2 separate regions of the Mus musculus genome follow, and region 1 is linked to region 2. The links are chromatin loops, found by intact Hi-C in ENCODE. Cell type or tissue: heart. All regions are shown on one strand. Each heading gives the region's core, and the rest is flanking DNA. Links, peaks and the distances in the headings are about the cores only. Region 1 overlaps Tada1 (transcriptional adaptor 1). Region 2 holds the start of Sft2d2 (SFT2 domain containing 2).

The links. Hi-C counts contacts between places; a loop is a spot of excess contacts. Peaks named below come from ENCODE experiments on the same cell type or tissue, not always from the same donor. Only the 100,000 strongest peaks of a DNase experiment are listed, where the experiment ranks them.
Region 1: a loop joins it to region 2, with 8 times the contacts of the local background. A loop is called at or near these places in 2 of 42 quality-filtered maps.

What each region holds. Positions count from the first base shown.
Region 1 is chr1:166,385,760-166,388,674 of GRCm38, forward strand. Tada1 (transcriptional adaptor 1) reads left to right here. Exons shown (of 8, transcript NM_030245.3): 4 at 907-1,004; 5 at 2,803-2,915. Among named protein-coding and RNA genes, the nearest start is that of Tada1, 8.0 kb to the left of the region's middle. In heart, for the core only: no CTCF peak of the experiment used is centred there; no DNase peak of the experiment used is centred there.
Region 2 is chr1:165,193,209-165,196,123 of GRCm38, forward strand. Sft2d2 (SFT2 domain containing 2) reads right to left here and starts at 1,225. Exons shown (of 8, transcript NM_145512.4): 1 at 1,032-1,225. The coding sequence starts at 1,094. In heart, for the core only: a CTCF peak has its summit at 1,399; DNase peaks (open chromatin) are centred at 773 and 1,243; H3K4me3 peaks cover 1,696 bases; H3K27ac peaks cover 1,947 bases.

The sequences.
Region 1 (2,915 bases), core at 194-2,693, 1.2 Mb after region 2:
CCATGGCTGACTTATTGTTCTTAATTCTTAAACAAAGAGGGCCATATTCTAAAAATGTAGGATTTCATAATGTATATAATGTATTTGATTAATTCTTCCTCTGCCACATTTGTATTTCATAATAGACCTAGCCCATGGGGGTTTTGAACATTCACCTTGTATTGATAATGATTTTTCAGCGTACCAAACCCTCCTCACTCCTTGTCTGTTAAGCCTCCTTTGCCGGTCCTTGCTGGGTTACGGCTCCCATGGATAAACTTGTAAGTCATTACCTTGTTAGTCCATCTTGGAACCTATTGAGACTTCATTTCTTTATTTCTTGTAGGTGTATGCATTTGCCTTCCTTTATTTTTAGCCAGGTTTTGAAAAGGAAATAAATACATGTATTGAGTTAATCAACCTGGGCTATGCCCCACTCCCAATTAATTAAAAGCATAGGCCTGGGACAATAGACGTGTGAAGACCTGAGTTTAATCCTTTAGAAGCTTTGTCAAAGCCAGGCATGGCAGCATCTGCCTATAATGATCTACCAATAATCTCTTTGCTGCGAAGGCAAAGAGGGGAGGAGCTTGTTGGCTACCTCAGTTTGGTGAGAGACCCGTTGGCGTTGATCTCTGACCTCCACTTGTGCACGTGTACACACACACACACAACACACACACACACACACACACACACACACACGAAAAGTTTATTTTCCTTAAAAATATAATTTTAGTTATAGTCAGAAAATAATGTTATTTGAGAGAATTTATAATTTTGTTTGTAGAGAAGTAGAAAGAGATGATTCAAATTTGAGCTTCATTATTTCTTTTCATTATCCCCAGATGAAACAATAATTGCTGTTGTCATTTCCACTCTGGTAATTATCCTTCTCACCATGGCTGTTGTTTTTCTCTCTCATAGAGGGTGCTGGATCTTTGCCCTGGACAGGGGGCTCTGCAGCCAAGCCTGGAAAACCCAAGGGCAAGAAAAAGCTTTCTTCTGTTCGTCAAAAATTTGATGTAGGTCATTCTCCAGTAGATGCCAGCAACTGTGGGGTTAAGAGCTAACTGTGAATTTCTTTGGTGGAGAAAGGTTTTCTTTGCATAGCCCTGGCTGTCCTAGAACTTGCTTTGTAGACTAGGTTAGCCTTGAACTCAGAAATCTGCCTGTCTCTACTTCCTAAGTGCTGAGACTAAAGGTACCGCCTCATAGCTGTGAATTTTTTTTTAAAAAGATTTATTTATTATGTACAGTCTTCTGTCTGCCTGCACACCAGAAGAGAGCATCAGATCTCATTATAGATGGTTATGAGCCACCATGTGGGAGTTGAACTCAGGACCTCTTGAAGAGCAGCCAGTACCCTTAACTACTAAGCCATCACTCCAGCCTAGTAGTTGTGATTTTCTTTTTCTTTTTTTTCCCCTTCCCTTTCTCTCTCTTGCTCTGGCCCTGCTTGCTCCAGCCCATAGGTTTTTTATTTGTTTCTCATTACAGATTGTTGTGAGCCACCATGTGGTTGCTGGGATTTGAACTCATGACGTCTGGAAAAGCAGTCGGTGCTCTTAACCACTGAGCCATTTCAGCAGCCCACAGTAGCTGTGACTTTAAATATCATATTTAAAACAGTATTATTTATTTTCAGTATTATATTTAAAATAGTATAAATGTATTCTTGTCAGCATTTACATATATGTCAGAAGCAGTTCAGAATTTCCACTTATTGGAAGCTGGGCTTATGGGCCCTCCTCAGTTGTCTCTCAGATCAGTAGGTCACCTGGGAGACTCTGGTAGGCTTCTTTTAATATTCAGCTGTGCTCTGAGCCCTCAGAGATTAGCACAGAGACTATGAAGTGTTTGACTTCACTTATAAACCTTCTGGAATGTATGGTTCTAGGAAGGAAAAAAAGTTTGCCAGAATTTTCTCATCCCAGGATTTCCTGTGTGTGCTTCCTGTCAGTAATATAGACTCAGTGCTCACCCTCGTCATCTCTAGAGCCAGATCGGATTTAAATGTTCTGGATCATCCTTGTACTTAGGAAATGGGAAATGCCAATAGTGTTTTATAATCTATACATGGCTCAGTGTCTCCACTGCAAAATCAAAGGGACTAGGAGCAAATTTCCCAGTGATGGCAGGAATTTTATAGGAATGCTGAAGTTTTACAAAGGATCCTGCCTTTCAGAGTGTAAGCAGACAGTAACAGTAATGAGCTGCTACTGTCCTGTCACACTAGCTTGGGATCTTTGTCAGAGCTATAATTTGATTCATTGGGCTTTATAATAATTGAAGCATTAATTGTATATCTGTACTTTCAGAATTTACGTAAGCTTCTGGATTTTCTGAATATAGTTCTATGTTGTCTCTTCCGGTTGTTACCATTGGTATTTTTAGCATAAGGGCGTACATTTTGTGACCACCAAGGTGTAAAAATGAGCCCTGAGTACAGTAAGTGGCTGCGCTGGGCGTGGAGGTACACACTGTACTCTCAGCTCTTGGAGGCTGAGGCAGTGTTATGAATGTGAGGCCTATCTAGGTTATTGTGCATAGCAAGACTGGTTCACTCATCCCCATGTAACGGGTGTGAACTTATGATCGTTTGTTTGCGTATGATTTCCTCTTTGTAGTTTTGGCTGAGCGCCTAGCCTTTTGTGGCCGAGCCACCTCTCTAGCCCACGATTGACTTCTTACTTTTAATAGTCTTGTGGTATAGTTTTGGCTGCCTTAATGTGTAGATTCCCAGGTATGGCAGATGGTTTTTTCTGTTTCTGTCTTGTCCCTTGCTACTGAAGTGAGTAATTATGATGTCTGCTCCCTTAGCATAGGTTCCAGCCTCAGAACCCCCTCTCTGGAGCTCAGCAGTTCGTGGCAAAGGAGCCCCAGGGTGATGACGACTTGAAACTTTGTTCACACACCATGATGCTTCCCACGCG
Region 2 (2,915 bases), core at 303-2,802:
GCCCTAACTGCCTGCTTACCGCTTCCACTAATGCTTCTGAAAAGTACCTTAATTTGTTAATTTGTTCTGTTACTCTAAGAACTTATCAAACTGTTATCATGTTGGAACACTGAGTTTGCAGAAACCTGAATCTGTCCTGGGGCCATGGTCACTCGTATTTGGCTTCAAAATAATTTATTCTCTTTGAGATGCAGTTGTGTTTTGTTTTGTTTTTTTGCAAAGACAAAACTCAGAACAAAATCAACCACAGAAGTGAGCGCAGAATGTTGGGGAAACCACAAGAAAGTCAAGTAAACACTAAAGAGGAACTCCAATTTCCAAGGAAAAGGGGCTATTGCATCTCGTTCAACACCCTTCTTTCTCAGAAGGGGAAACCGGGGCTAAGGATACATCAAGTAAAACGTAATTCTGTCTTCAATCAAGAAAGGAAATGTAAACAAACTTCCAAAGCACCCAAAATATGACATTCTGAGTGGCTCTGGAGCACAGGACTTTTGTGGTCAAGTTTCAGAGCCATCAAAGCCCTACTAACAAAACAAACACACTGGCAGTCTCCGAGCGTGGTGAGAATCTATAGTTTAGAAAGTAGCCCTGGAGATTCGGAGACCTGGTAAGTCCCTGTTATCAGGCGTTCACGGAGTTTTACAATTACAAAGCAGAACGCATAAGGTCTGGCTCTCACACCCCACAACCTAAACTAGTCCGCGATCCGGCGGTGGATCCTTCCACGAAGGCCGCCGGCCTCGCCCAACTCCAAAGGGCTCTCTCTCCCTGGCCGGTCCGGCTGGGATGGGGCTCGGGGCCCGGATTCCAGGAGGCCCCGGGATCCACACTCCCACTCCACAGATTTCTGAGGTCTTGCTTCAGAGCCTCAAGCCCTTCGGAGGGAAGGTTGGAGAGGGTTCGGGAGCCACGCCTTCCACAAAGCTCGCGCTGCCACCTGTGGCTGTGTCCCGGCAGAGCTCGGCGCGGCGGGCCGGAGGACAGCAGGGCAGCTGTCCAAGAAATGCCAACTCCCCCGGTGCACGCACCTCGGACAGACCGCTGCGGTCCTCGGTGTCCTGGCCGCTCAGAACTTTCTTCAGCTTGTCCATGTCAGGGTCCCGACCGCCGCCTTTGGCGTTCGCTCCGCCTACCACTCTTCGGGGTGCGCAGCCGCCGCCCCTCCGCCCGCTGCCAACCACGGCGCGCCCCGCCCAGGCACCTGCCCACCTGCCCGCCCGGCATGCCCCGCGCCAGCCACGCCCCCTGAACGAGCTCCTTGGGGTCACCCGGGGCGGGGCCGAGAGAGTCGGGGTGAAGTCGGCCAGGCGATACCTAACCCGGAAGCTGGCTGCGCGCCCGGGCTTCACGGATTCGTTCCAGCGCCCAGCACCACCATGTGCCAGGGCCTGGAACAACGCAGGCCTTTCGCAAACTTACCCATGGATGCTGAAGTTAATCCGCTGGTGGTTGTACACCGCAGATCTATAAAAATATATATTTCCCACGTTAAGTAGAACAAATCAGTGTGCAACAGGCTGGAGCAGTACAACCCTGTGTATTCTTAAAAGCAGCAATTCCTACGTCATCCCTAGGGGAAATGGCTCGGGAGATATGACTTGGGCAACACCTGAACAGATGGCAAGTGGTGAGAAGAATCAATATTTTCGTGTTTGGTAAATGCTTTACTTCAATCAGTCTGCAGCACTACTGAGGCTATGAAGCAGAATCCATATGAAGTCATGGGCTCTTCCAGACAGGACAGAAATTTGCTCACCTTGCACACTGGTGGCCAGAGATATCTGGAACACCTATGTTAAGATTAAACTAGTTCAGAAAAGGCACTGAGACCAAGGTGTAGCTCAGTGAGAGAATGCTTGCCTAGCATATGCAAGGCTTTGGGTTCAGTTTCCACCACTGTCCCTGCTTCCCAAAAAAGGGAAAGGAGACCACAGAGGAACTTCAGAAACACCCCCTAGGTCACTTTACCTCCCACATATTTTCATGTGAGGTCTCCAGCGTCCTTCTTCACTTGTATAAAAACATAAAAACATAAGACCAGCTGCTGCTGCCTCTGCAGGGACTCCTCTTACCTGCCACATTTTCCAGTGAGTCCTTACACCTCTCTGTAAGACGTCAAACATCAGAGCACAGTGCAAAGGCTGTGTCCTGAAAGATCCACTCTAGCTCTGTCATTTGCCACTTAGGAGGCCTTGAGCTAGAAGCTCCTTAGCCTTTCTGGTCCCCAGCTGATTTCCTCTGTAGAGTGAGCACAATGGCTTCCAAACGTGACTGTGGAAAGCAAGCATGACTGTATAGACAGGTCTGGAGCAGAGGGGAATTTAAATAGCATTTAGTAGAAGCTGTCCTTGTTCTCTCCTAGCCTGATGGCTTTTCCAGCCACCTGTGGTGAGGTGATAGAACTGGCCCCCACAGGCTCATGTGTAAACACTTGGCCCATAGGGAATGGTACTACTAGGAGGTGTGGTCTTGTTGGAGTAGTTGTGGCCTTGTTAGAGGAAGTGTGTCACTGTGGGGGAAGGTCTCCTATGCTTTGACGGCTCCTATGCTCAAGCTCTGCCTACTGTGGTACATAGTCTCCTGCTGTCTTTAGATCAAGATGTAGAACTCTCGGGTTGGAGAGATGACTCAGTGGTTAAGAGACACTCAGATCAGTAGTGTTCATAACAGAGCACACAAAGGTTGAGGGATATTGGATCATGTGACATTGTTCTTAAATGTCTCTACATGGAGGTTTAGGCAGAACTCACAAGATTCATGATACTGATGCTAAAGCACAGAACACCAGCATCTCTGGATTACAAAAAGCACCTCTGTCAAAATTGCAGTTCCAAAAGGCATAAACTTTCAACTCCATTATTATTATTATTATTATTACTATTATTATTTAGCAATTTAATTTATTAGCATGT